2 separate regions of the Homo sapiens genome follow, and region 2 is linked to region 1. The links are chromatin contacts, found by Hi-C in ENCODE. All regions are on one chromosome and are shown on one strand. Each heading gives the region's core, a stretch centred on a gene start or an enhancer-like site at or near the end of the contact. The rest is flanking DNA. Distances are from core to core; before and after follow the strand shown.

What was found. Hi-C counts contacts between places; a loop is a spot of excess contacts on that map.
Region 2: a loop to region 1 is called in a map with no recorded cell type, with 2.8 times the contacts of the local background. The contact joins the enhancer-like site here to the promoter of NFRKB in region 1. A Hi-C loop is called at or near these places in 2 of 37 single-sample maps with no recorded cell type.

What each region holds. Positions count from the first base shown.
Region 1 is chr11:129,894,328-129,901,185 of GRCh38, reverse strand. It overlaps NFRKB (nuclear factor related to kappaB binding protein), which reads left to right and starts at 5,608. Exons shown (of 27, transcript NM_001143835.2): 1 at 5,608-5,690; 2 at 6,748-6,827. PRDM10 (PR/SET domain 10) reads left to right here. Exons shown (of 21, transcript NM_199437.2): 21 at 1-1,475. RefSeq lists a silencer at 5,452-5,891.
Region 2 is chr11:130,895,654-130,902,585 of GRCh38, reverse strand. All of the region lies in intron 8 of SNX19 (sorting nexin 19), which reads left to right. Among named protein-coding and RNA genes, the nearest start is that of SNX19, 17 kb to the left of the region's middle. Within about 2 kb of position 4,670, at least 25 of the 41 ENCODE cell types and tissues checked have a DNase peak (open chromatin) inside an H3K27ac peak, as active enhancers do.

The sequences.
Region 1 (6,858 bases), core at 4,359-6,858:
AAAATGTGATGGCCACTTCTAATAATTCAGGTAGTTATAAGGGATCTGGAAGAAATCCAGTCTTTATGAATATACTATTAGTTGGGCATTAAAAAATCAGTATATATTTTAACTTTTTGTGACATGCTAACACATTTTCAGAATAATTATTGCATAGTAGAATTTATTACTCCAGAACAGAAAGACCTTACTTCATTTCAAATGAAGTTAATTAATTTACATTTCTGGGTAAAAACTGGTTCTATAAATTAAGTAGAGTAGCTTCTTTATGATAAAGACAATTTTCTGAAAAGTGAACAATTCTGTTAAAAGAACTTTATTGATGTGTAGATTTCGCACTTTATTTCTGAGACTGCGTTCATGTAGTTGTTCCCCAATGTTTGAGTACTAAGAGAACTTGAGAAAATTACTTCATAAACATATGGAAACTGAAAATGGACTCTCTTTGTGACAAAGATATTCAACAGAAAATATTGACCCTGCATTGCAAAACACAGGTTCGGGTTCCCTAAGTCCCACAGTGTAATGATTACAAATATCCTAGTGTCCGGTCTAGAAAGACTTTCTAGGAGAAGACTAGTGGAATTTTCTAAAGGTTCAGTTTTAGCTTTTATAACTTAAATTTGGCCCTGTTACGTTCTTTTTAATTTGAACCATAAGGTATCTCCCCTCCCTTCAGGAATAACTTATTGGAAAACTGAAAAGAATCACTGAATGGAATGTTCATTTTATGGCAGTTGTTTTAAGTTTTAAAATACACAGAGGAAAATATTGTGGAAGGACCTCTTTGTTGCTTTCCCTTCTAAGTTGTCTTCTTCTTCTTCTTCTTCTTCTTCTTCTTTGGTCCTTAAGTGAAATAAAGACTCTAAAACTAATTTGTATATTATCAGCCAGAGATGCGGATGGCAGTCGAGCCAAATCGCATGGCTTTCAGATCAGGTATTCTGCACATTCATTCCAAGGTCATAGATTTTTAAAAGGACCTGGATTTGAAGAGATGGCAAATGATGAGCCATCAGAAAACTTAATTTGGAAAACATGTATGTAGCCAGTGTGGATATTGTGGCCTCTCTCAAGACACATTGACACTGTAGACTTCATTCAGTCCAGTGTGAGTATTTTGGAGTAGGTTGGATGTAGATTTTGTTTTTATCATTGATTTGTACCGACAGAAATAGACATTTCATCATGTAAAATTCCTGTTATTCTGGAAAAACCTATTGTTTTGATCTTCTTGTTTTCTGACTTGGAAGTATCCTTTCAAAAAAACTCTTAAGATATCTAGGTCTAAAAAGCACTTCATGAGATGCTAAAGCTGACCCACTGGTTGAAAATGTTGACCCTATCCTGTTATTTAAATGTGAACATTTATTGTACATTCAGTGAGTTATAGTGTTAATAGTCTTGTGCTATGCAGCAGGTGTAAAAATTAATAAATATATTTTTTAATAAACATGTTTGTATGTGTGAAGCTACAAGAGCTATTTTTTTTTCTTTGAAGAATTGCAACTTTTGGTTTCCAGCGTGGCATACAGGAAGCTTGGAAGTTGTCCCTCCATCCTAGCAATAAGTAAGAAGCTGAGCAAATGGAAAGATCAACATCTCTCCTTAGATCCATCAGAAAGTTGAGCCCACAGGACAAACTGCTGTCCCCAAAATTGGAAAGACAAACAGGCAAATACAGAGAATCATAGCTTATTGAACAGAAACCCGTGAGAAAAAAATCCACGATCAATAACCTCTATGAGAACCAGCGCCAGGGTAGGAAAACTTGAACTATATTTGATGAATTGCTGCAGGCTCAGCGTGGAGAAATCTGAGAGGTTAAAAACTCCAGGGAACTCAGTCACTGGAGGGGGGGTCAAGGGAGACCCACACTTTTGTGAGTTTTATCCCCAGGAGCTTGACTAGGTTCTCACAGTGAAATTTGGAGAAAAATTCCCTCATGCTTCCAGCAGAGGAAGGGGAGAAGGAACCATTTTGAAATACTCCAGAGCTTTCTGATCTTTCTATTATAACAAGCACCGAACCTGCTGAAGTTATAGCAGAACCTCAGTCACCTGGAGGAAAGGAAATAGCCAGCCCCAGCCCATTCCAGCCATTGTCCCTCATCTAAGAGGGGATAACTGCGTAGCATTCGTGAAGTTCACAGTCCAGAGGCACAGGCTCACCAGAAGACTGAGGCCTCCTTTAGGAATACAGAATGCTTCCCCAACCCCAACACCTTACCACCACATTGCTAAAGGCCTACTTACAGAAGCTCTCTCTACCTGGCACATCATGACCAGCTATCAAGAAAAACATTACAAGGCATACTAAGAGGCAAAAGACACAAGTTTGAAGAAAGAGAGCAAACATCAGACCCAGAATTAGATATGGCCGAGATGTTGGAATTCACAGACTGGGAATTTGAAACAACTGTGATTAATATGAAAAGGGCTCTACTAGAGAAAGTAGACAACAAGCAATAACAAACAATGTAAGGAGAGAGATGGAAATCCTAAGAATGAGCTAAAATGCTAGAGATAAAAAATGAAGAGTAGGCTGGGCACGGCAGCTCATGCCTGTAAACCCAGCACTTTGGGAGGCTGAAGTGGGTGGATCATTTGAGGTCAGGAGTTCAAGACCAGCCTGGCCAACACGGTGTAACCCTGCTTCTACTAAAAATACAAAAATTAGCCAGGCGTGGTGGTGGGTGCCTGTAATCCCAGCTACTCAGGAGGCTGAAGTGGGAGAATCGCTTGAACCTGGGTGGTGGAGGTTGCAGAGAGCTGAGATTGCGCCTCTGCACTCCAGCCTGGGTCACAGTGCAAGACTCCACCTCAAAAAAAAAAAAAAAAAAAAAAAAAACATGAAGAGTAGCTGTGAGAGGCTAAATGGTAGACTAGACACATCTTAGGAAAGAATTGCTGAGCTTAAGGATATCTCAATAGAAACCTCTATAACTGAAAGACAAACAATATCCAAAAACTGTGAGATGATGAAAAAAAGGTATAACTATGCCTCATGGGAATACTAGCAGAAGACAGAGAAAGGAACAGAAGAAATATTTGAAGCAATAATGATTGATTATTTCCCCAAATCAATATGGAAGATGAAACCACAGATCCGGGAAGCTCAGAGGACACACAGGATAAATGCAAAAAAATCCTTCAAAACCAAAAAACAAATGAACAAAAAATGACTTTTCTTCAGAAACTGTGCACACAAGGAGCGAGTGGAATGAAATGTTTAAGGTGTTGAGAGAAAAAAGCAGTGTCTAACCTAGAATGCTGTAGCCCATGAAATTATCCCCCAAAAGCAAAGGGGATTTGTTGCCAGTAGACCTGCCTTGGAGAGAATGTTAAGTTTTTCAGAGAGAAGAAAAATGATAAAAGTCAGAACCTCAGATCTATATAAAGAAAGAACATCATTATTACCTTTAATAATGAAGGTAAAGGAAAAGTCTTACTTATTCTTTGTTGTTTTATTTTTCTTTTTACTTTTTTGAGACAGGGTTTCACTCTGTTGCCCAGGCTGGAGTGCAGTGGTGCAATCACAGCTCACGGCAGCTTCGATCTCCCTGGCTCAAGCGATTCTCCCACCTCAGTCTCCTGAGTAGCTGGGACTACAGGCACGTGCCACCACACCTGGCTAATTTTTTGTATTTATTTTAGTAGAGATGGGGTTTCACCATATTGCCCAGGCTGGTCTCCAATTCCTGGGCTCAAGTGATCCACCCATCTCAGCCTCTCAAAGGGGAAGATCCTGGGCATTGGGACTGAGGTGTTTTTGATACGTTCATGCAAAGATGCCTGGAGTGGGTGGTTGGATTTCTGGGTTGTTTGATTCATAATTGCTTGATTCATAATTGCCAAAACCTGGAAACAATGAAGATATCTTTCAGTAAGCGAATAGATAAAACTGTGATATATCGACACAATGGAATATTATTCAGCACTAAAAAGAAATAGGAGCTATCAAGCCATGAAAAGACATGGAGGAAACTTCAATGCCTGTTACTACGGGAAGGAAGCCAATCTGAAACGGCTACATACTATGTAATTCCAACTAGATGACACTCTGGAAAAAGGCAAAACTATGGAGACAAAAAGATCAGCGGTTGCCAGGGGTAGAGGAGAGGGAGAGATGAATATGCAGAGCACAGATGATTTTTAAGACAGTGAAATTACTCTGCATTATACTGTGATGGTGGGTAATGATGTATCAATGTAGGTTCATCAGTTCTTTTGTTTGAGATGGAGTCTCGCTCTGTCTCGCTCTGTCGACAGGCTGGAGTGCAATGGCTCAATCTCGGCTCACTGCAACCTCCGCCTCCCCGGTTCAAGCAATTCTCCTGCCTCAGCTCCCGAGTAGCTGGGACTACAGGTGCCCGCCACCACGACCGGCGAATTTTTGTATTTTTAGTAGAGACGCGGTTTCACCATGTTGGCCAGGATGGTCTCGATCTCCTGATCTCGGGATCCGCCCGCCTCGGCCTCCCAAAGTGTTGGGATTACAGGCGTGAGCCACCAGGCCGGGCCGGGTTCATCAGTTCTAAGAAATGTACCACTCTGGTAGAGGATGTTGATAAAGGGAAGGCGATGCATGTGGGGAGGTGGGGCGGGGAGTATTTGGAAAATATCTTTCTGCTCAATTTTGTTAACTTTAAACCACTTTAAAAAAACAAAGTCTATCAAAAATTATAGTTTACATTGTTTTTACTCTTTTTCTCTTTCTGGTCTTGTCACAATCTCAAGGTAAGGGAAATATCGGTGACAACTATAGAGTGATATTCCACTGCCATTTATACTCGATAGTTTCTAATTCAAGAGCCTCTCAACAGTGTAACAGGAACTTAGAGCATATGTGGAGCCAGTAGAGGAACAGAGATCGGGTTGTTTGGAAACTACTCTCTTCCAGGAAGGGAAGAACATTAGCTCGGCCGGCCGGCTTCTCTGGTCCCATCCACACACAGAACTGAGGATGGTCTCTGCGCCACTGCTGGGAGTACCTGGAATAAGTAGTGTGAAGCCGTACTAAGCAAAACCCAGTGAATAACAGGAAAGGGGCCTTCATATCTAAGAAGAGGAAAATGATGGAGTTTAACTTTAAAATGTGATCCTTCGATGTGTTTACATTCTTTCTGGACATCGAGGGCCCGGGGACGGGAAGGAGGAATGAAGGAACTCGGAAGCACAGGCTGAGGTCGCGTTCTACTCATGTCCTCAACTGTAAAATGGGCACTAATAGTGCATAGCTCACAGGGCTGCAGCACAAAGACGGTGGGTAGAAAGTGCTTAGCATAGGGCCTGGGGCAGGGTATGCTCTCTGCAAACGTCAGCTAATAGACGTGCCTTCGCTCACGGGCTATGGAACTTTGATTCGCGGTCAGGCAAAGACAGGCACTGTCTGGGGCCTCTGGAAGCTCCTAAATCAGGTGAGACGCGCAAGCAGGCTGGAACCTGCATCCCCAGGCCCAGCCGCGCGCAGGCACCCTCGCCGACCCTCCGCTCTCCCGAGCCGCTCCAGGACCCGCCCGCTGTGGCCCCGCCCCGGCACCCTCCAGGCCCCGCCCCGCGCTGCCCCGCCCCTTCCGCCGCGCAGGCCCAGAGCGTGCGCGCACCCAGACTCCTTGCGGGAGCGAGTGCGTCTGGGAGCCCGCGGCCGGAGAAGGGCTGCGGGTTAGGGGGCCGGCGCCCGCGGTTCAGGTGAGGGCGGGCAAGGGGCGGCGAAAGGGTTGAAGTGTCTCCTGGGAGTGGAGGGAGCGGGAGCGGGCGGCTGGGTCCGCGAGGTCGCTGCCCGTGTGGGCGTGGGGAGCGGGAGCGGGGCGTGGGGAGCGGTGCGACGCGTGAGGCTGGGGGTTAGGGTTAGGCACGGCGTGGGGGAGGGGCGGGGCCGAGCCGTGCAGTTCTGAGGATTGGACCCGGGCCTTGGGCCAGCCGGGCTGGCACCGGAGGGGAATTTGCTGCAGAGTTGAGGGCTTTGGAGCCGGCGGTTGCTCTGGAAGGACCCGAGGGTTTAGCTTCTGCGTTGGGGAGGGTCCAGCGGGGAAAGTTAGACCAGGTGCTGAAAGCCAGTGATGAGAGGCCGAGAGGCCTTCGTGGTCTAGTGAAGAGGTTCAGAACGCCCGAAGATCTGGAAATCCTTGGCTTCCGGGGTCCAACTCCCTGGCAGCTGCCTGGTTTTGGTATTTTGAGATTCTGTTCAGAATAGTGGCAGTGCAAAGGTTGTCAGTGGACTAGATTAACTTTAGCTAGACACGCACCGTCACTGAAGAAACTTGTGAGCAAGTTGTATAGAGACCTCCTAAGAGGCAGGTAGGACACTGACTTTGCAGTTGATAGTCTGTTCTATGCCAGTTCTGTTAAGAAGGTTTTATTCTGAGCATCAGGTTGCTTCTGCAATTTTTTTTTGGTGCTATTTTGAAGTTTTGTTAAACTCACATGCTATGTGCTGTCTCACCCGCTTCACTTATTTAGGCATAGGCATGATGAGGATGTCATTTCACCATGTGCTGAAGGGTGATGAGGGGGCACAGTTGCTTGGGGACCACCCACGTGACTTGACTCAACGCTTAAGTTTCTGCTATATCTTTACATGGATCTGAAATCTCTTCAAGGGAGCTTGAAATAATTTAGTGGAACATGCTTCATTTTACATATAGTTATTCTAGAACTGTTCTTTATCATTGGAGAATTTTGGAAAAGAAAAGTACCTGTATTACGTAATTCACACTGTCACTCATCTAGAGATTATTCATTGCAGGATTCCAGAATTGGAAATAACGGGAGGGAGGACCTGGTCCAGCTTCCCTTCCTCAAATAAGGAAATTGACACCTGGCGTGGTAAGATTTGTGGAATGTGGTGTTTGTGGAA
Region 2 (6,932 bases), core at 3,421-5,920, 1.0 Mb before region 1:
GCCAGGCAGACACACGTAGTGCTTGGGTTTTGGCTACTCTTGTTTTGAACTCCCTCTTATGAGACGTCCTGGCACATCCCAAAGTAAGAGGAAGCCAAATGCTGACCTTCTCTTAGCATGAGGCTCATGCTAACAGGTCACTCAAAAAATACATCCTTATAAAAAAGAATTATGTATCTATTCTTTACCAAGTCGAAAAGTTATTAACAGCAAGCAATTAAATCTCCCTTTTCTAAGTTATGTAGGATCAAGGAGGTTTAATAAAATTGAATCATAAAGAGACCAAGTGAAAGAAGATGATGCACATCTATATTTGCTAAGCGCTTATCTATGCCAGCGCCCAATCTCCATTTACATGTACTTTTTTATAGTGGTCAAGTGAGGTAGGTAGCCCCATTTTACAGAATGAGAAAATAGAGCTTGGCAAAGTCAACTAACATGCCCAAGGTCGTCATTAGTAGCACACTTAGAATTTTAAACCAGATTTGTACAACTTCAAAGCCAATGTGCTTTTTTCATGTATCTTGTAGCCTTAAGACTGATGTCCAAGTGAAACCTACATATAAAATGCTGACTGGTCTTTGTCCCTTTAAGCTTTTCCCCTTGTTCCTACTCAGTATTCAGCCCTGCCACTAGAGTGCCTTTTTCTGAAAAACAAATCTGAACATATATTCTGCACTTAAAATCTTTCAGTAGTATCCTATTACCTACAAAAGTGGTTTTTCCATTATGTTTCCTAGAGTTCTAGGGTTCTGCAGAAGTGCTTCTGAAGCCAACTTAGAAGCTCAGGGAAAACTGAGTGGACCATGACCCAACCACAGAAGTTACACTTTGATCAGTTTAATATACTGGGGCTCTAGGTAACGCTTTGTTTGAAAAGGGGCTCCACTCTGTTTAAAATATGCATTTATTTCTTTATATTAAAATTCCACCTCCTTTCTTACTTGGCATGATCTGGTTTCAGTCTTATTTTTCATTTTCCACCGTGTAAACGTCCATCATTGCCTGAATATTCTGTGGTCTTTTACCCCCAGGCCTTTGCTCATCTTCCTGTATCTGCCTTCGAATGGTCTTTCTCTACCTGTTATTTCCCTGTTCCTTCCATGTGTTCCTAACTTTTCCTCTTCTTGTCTGCTTGGCCTACTGCAAAACATTTTTCATATATTAAGCATAAAATGTCATTTATTCTGTGAAACCTTCTGTAGCATCTGCTCTCTTTCCCCGAGAATTAAGGAGTCCTCTTCTCTAACTTGCAAAGTTTTGATAATAATACTTGTCACAGTGTGTTTATATAAATGATCTGCTTTTCCTACACTAGTGGTTGTCAACTGGGGTACACTTTTGTCCCCCAGGGGACACTTGCCATTATCTGGAGATATTTTTTGTTGTCACAACTGGGAAGGAGATGTGGGATGCCTACTGGCATCTAGTGGATGTAGGCCAAGGATGCTGCTAAACATCCTGCAGCTACACAGGACAGTCCACCATGCCAAACAACGTGAATTATCCTGCCCAAAATATCAGTGTTACCAAGCTTGAGAAATGCTGTGTAGACTATTAGTTCTTTAAGGACCGGAACTAGCTTTGTCTCCCCAGCAGCTTATACAGGGCCTGGACATAGTAGGTACTCATTAAATATTGAATAAAGAAATAAACATTTCCCTTCCCAGTACCTTTACACTTGAAAGTATAGTCTCTTTAGTTTTATTCTGTCACCTCTGGATGTCACTAATTAGGCCTTCATTTCTCTTCTTCTTTTTTTGGACTTCCCTTTGCTAATCTTCTAAGTGGTTTAAAAAAACAAAATGAGAAGATCCCAAAACTAGCTAGTGTGTGATCTAATATGACCCCTTCTCCTTGAGGTCATTTACATGACAGATTGGTTTCAGAACACGAGAAATTATTCAGTATGAGGATAAAAGTATAGATGAGTTAGGAGAAATTCAAAAAAGATTGAGATCCTTATATAAAAGGGGTAGGAAAAAGTTGACCTGAAGTTTGAATAACTCAGAGTGCTCAAGGGTTTGGGCTAGTCCAGATAAAGGAGAAATACCTATATTCTGGGAGTTAGAGAATGATCACAGAAGTACTTTTTCATGTGGCCGGGGCCCTGGGAGATCTAAGGCAGAAAAGTTAAATACGAGCGAAGCAAGCTCCAGCTGCGTGGCAGACATGGAAAAGACAGGGCTCATTTTAGAGTTCAGAGCAGAGGCTGTGAGACTTCTTTCTTTTTCATTTTTCATATATTGAGGATAAAATGTCAATATATGAAATATCAGTGAGATGGGATTTCATTCTGTCGCCCAGGCTGGAGTGCAGTGGCACTGCAATCATAGCTCACTGTAACCTCCTGGGCTCAAGCCATCCTCCCACCTCAGCCTCCCAGGTAGCTAGGACTACAGGCACACACCACCGTGCTTGGCTAATTTTTTAAATTTTTTGGTTGAGATGGGGTCTCACTATGTTGCCCAGGCAAGTTCCTCACCTTTCCATTCCTGTCCCTGACACTCCCCAACTACAACCACAACTCCAGTGAGCTGGGTAAAGTCTGGTGAATGCAGACTAGCAAAACCCAAATGTAGCTCATGCCATAAAGGAAATGAGGGAGAGGGCTTACAGCTGAATTTCCCTAGACTTTCTCCTCTTTTCACATTCTGACTTTTTGTTTTTTGGTTTTGTCTTATTCTGTTTTATGGAAAAGCATCACTATTGTGATGGGAAAAGTGGGAAAACTCTGAATATATTTGGTGAATTTGAATGAAGCCACTGTGAATATTGGGCAAGAACAGCATTTTGCGGCTAGTTACTTTTGAAAAACTTGTTGTAACTATGGCCTGTTATCTTTGGTTCATTGTACATATTTCCAGGTGAAGATGTTTTATACATGTTCAGTTACCTCATATCCCTTCCTGTCAACAAGTTCTTATATCTAAGAATACAACTTTATCCTTAGCCCATTTGGTTTTGTATTAGCTGCAATGAAAATAGGACCACATCTGGTTAGCAGTCTCCTCACCCAAGCTTCCACAGACTAGAATTAAATGAAGAATCTCATACTTCTCTGTTTGAGGCCATTCATGTATCCCTACAAATCATTTTTCCCATCTTTTTAATGACATTTTTGGCCCTCTTCTGAAGTACCTTATAGCTGGTTTCACAGTTTTCCTGAAGCCTCCTTAAGATAGGAAGCTAGAAGTCATGATATCTAAAGAAAGAACCGGTTCTTCCACTAGAGCTTCCAAAGATCTGGCACTGGTGGCCCATGGTCTCATACCTGGAAGCACCCTGTGCATTATAGACATGGAGCTAACACATTTTAGCATTCAGAGTGTAAACGTTGATAATCTCGTCAGCATCAGCACATTTGCTGTCCAGCAAATGTTTATCGAGAGTTGACTTAGTGCAAATACTGTACTGAACACTGTATGCACATGCTGTTCAAAAGCCACAGTTACTTTTGCACCAACTTAATACCATTTAATTCCTCCAAGTCCTGCGAAAGCGGTACTATGACCCTCATTTTAAAGACAAGGAAACTAAGGTTTACAAAGAATGTGGGTTATCTAGTCAAAATCACAGGGTTAATAAATATCACAAGCAGAATTTGAACCCAGGTTTTTCTGATTTATAGCTGTGATGATTGTCTAAATTTCAGGATCAGATCTTTGCCCTGCAATTCAGCAGGATAAAAGCCAACCCAAAAATCTCTGTCTCCAAGTACTGGAGATTATCAGGCAGTTTGTAGAATCCAAACTGCATCTCCGTATCTACACACTTGCAGCTAACCTAAGGGCAGTGCTGCAGTCTAAAGACAGCCCATGTTACTATCCCTGGGACAGTTGCAGGTTTTAATTTTAAAAAGTGGTGTATGCATTGCTGCATGCTTCAGCTTTATTTGCTTTGGTAAGCCAATATGCTGGAAACTTGACATCTCCAGAGCTGCAGCACCTCTCCACTGTACCCCCTGCATCTCCCACAAGAGGCATGATATGAGGTCCCGTTGCCTCCCATCCCCATGACTGCTGCCTAGGAGGCTACATGTTTGTCCTCCCTGAAACCACGGGTAGCTGAGCCATATGCTTTTGCAGGGTACTTGGGTTCTCTTCCTTTAAGTTCCGTGCTTAAAAGAGCAGGATAGTTGGTGTTGGTGCCACACGTGGTACTGCCACTTCTCTAGTTATTTAGAACTCACTGCAGTTTGACCATCAGGGATGCTGTAGTCACCAGATTTGAGTGCATCTCCTCCTTAAAATGTCCTCATGTTCCAACCTCCAGTATTATTATCCCCAAGCAGGCAAGTTTATTCCTCTGCTTCCAACTTTGTATACCCATCTTGCAACTTTAAAAGACCTGTGTACATTACTGCCTTGGACGCCATAGACTTCTGTCAAATTATAAGCACACTCTCTATCCTGCAAAGGAAAAAAAAAAAACAGAGTAAGTTCGACCTCATAACCCCTCCTTCTAAGCCAAAGTTGGAAGAGCTCTGATCTGAGCCAGGCTTATAAATCTCCGTTGATTGTTGATGATGTGGAGAGAAGTGGGAGGGGAGCTGAAGAGAAGTTAGATGCCCAAAAAAGGCATTGTTAAGTCAAAGGGAAGTCTTGCATGCATGTGCGCCTAACCTCATGTGTCAGCTTCTGTGCTGGGAACATCCAATTATGTAACAAGAAGCACTCCTTATTTGGAATGAGAGACAAAGGGAGGGGAAGGGGAGAGCGGGTAGCACTCTGAGCCAAGGAGCAAATCCGGCTTGTGCAAACTCTGCTCATGCCCGAAAACAGAAGAAACTTGAAAATATCTCTGCAAACATCAGAATCAGATTTAGCAAACTGGGCAAGTACTCAGAGTTAGACTGGGTTGGAGGGAAAGAGGAGAGATACACTGTGCTGCATTGATGGTAGGGGGTTTGGGGCAGGAAGATCCAGCCAAGGTAAGGGGTAGGATTGGTGTGGAGTCCTGATGGAAAGTGAAGGAATGAGAAGCTGGACCGGCGCCCTGCCTGGACACCCAGAGCAATGCCACGATAAAAATAGGAACCATGCCAGCAGCAGAATGCGTGAATGCCACGTCCGCGGCGCTGCCCTCCCCATGGCCCCAACGATGGCATCAGACCTGTGTCAAAAGGGCAGCAGACACATTCCTGGCATCTGCGTCAGGATTTCTCAGTTAAAAAGGGAGTGTGTGTGTGTGTGTCTGTGTGTGTGTGTGTAAGATAGAGACAGAGTGTGTGTGTGTGAGTGTTGGGGGCATGTGGGAATGGAATGGCTTGGCAGAAAGCCAGGGGGAAAGGTTCTGGCAGAGGGGAGCGTGAAGTGTGTAAAGTTAGGAAGTATCCAGAGAGGAAGAAGAAAAGAAAGGGTGTGCAGGTTTAAGGAGTCCAACAAGCAGGGCACCCAGGAGAAACTTGATGGCAAGCTCTAGACCTTACACCAGACCTTGGAATCACTTTCTTAGAGAAGATGTCTCTCTCTAAACCATCTCCTAGGAAAGGTCAGGAGAGCTGCGGCAGAGTCTGGGAGCACTGGAGAGTGCTGTGCTGCAAGGCGCAACGTCCACCTCCCCTAAGGACAGTTGGGAAAGGTTGACCATGAACCCTCTTGCTTCCACTGTTCTCTTAGAACGCTCCAGAATCAAGGCGCTTTCTGTGGAACTCTACTTCAAGGGCCTCTTTCTTGGTGGGCATGTCTAACTAGCAGGTGGATAACAGTTCTTTGTGACATTGGTTATTTCTTAAGAGAACCTCCAGGTCTGCCACCAAAAGTGCACGAGTAATTGCAATGGGAAAGGAACTGACGCTTATTACAATATTAATACCAGGAAAGCAGCTATGTACTGTTTATATTAATGTTCAATTCTATGAGATAGACATGTAGTTCTACATTTCATAAGTGAAGAAAATTACATTCAGATAAAATAACGTTCCCAAAATCATAAAAGTCGTAACAACCACACCTTAAGATTCCACTTAAGTCATCCTGGCCTCAGAGCTCATGTGTTTCCCACTGCTCTGCCATGCTTCCCCTCCATGCAAGCTTTCCCACAAAGCAGTGGCCACTAGAACTGGGTTCACCTGAAAGTTCCCTTGCCGTATTCCCATCTAGCCTCTCTTGCTTTCCATCCAGCTGGTCTCAGGGACACACGCATCTGATGGTAGCATATAAATTATTTTTGTCTGCATATTCTGATTTTATTTTTAAAGCACTTCTGAGCCAGAGATTGTCTCTTAGCTATCTCTATTTATATGCTATTCACAATCAGGAAAAGATTATCAACGTTAAGACTCAGAGTTTCTCAGGAAGCATAGATTACAGTTTTTTCCTTTGCTGTGTAACTTTTTCTTCCAGTTCAGCTCTGATGCCTGGCTATGTCTTATACCCCATCTCTTCCTATGCACAGCTTTTCTAGAAATACGCATACTTTTGCAAGACCCCCACATACAAAATTAACTCAAGCTCAGTCTTCAGAATTCTCGCTTATTTTCTGGCTCTCCAGTCATTGGCTTGGGCTGTTTTTAGAGGTGCTGAAATTAATTTTTCTCATTGATGGCTTTGCTCAGATTGTACTGTGGCTCCCTGGGAAGGAGTACTGCTTGTCCCAGGCCTCTTCCATTAGGCCATGCCAAAGGGAAGCTCTTGACTTCTATAGACTGGGCCAGGATGGGCCCTAGCAGTTTCCCCTGTCATATGAGTGGTCTGCCTGTCATATTTCTTGGGTATCACTTATTCTACACCCATCTTAGGATGAAGACATCATGGCTTTCCTGTCACATAGTGACAGTCTCTACTGGAATATATCTTTGAGATTGTAGCAGGTGGATGGCAGCTGACAGCCGTGTGCCTGAGCATTGCATTTGCATTTCTGTGTGTGTGTGCTCTTGAAGTCTCATATACTCAAATAGAGGTACAAAATTGCTCATTGTAAAAGTTAAC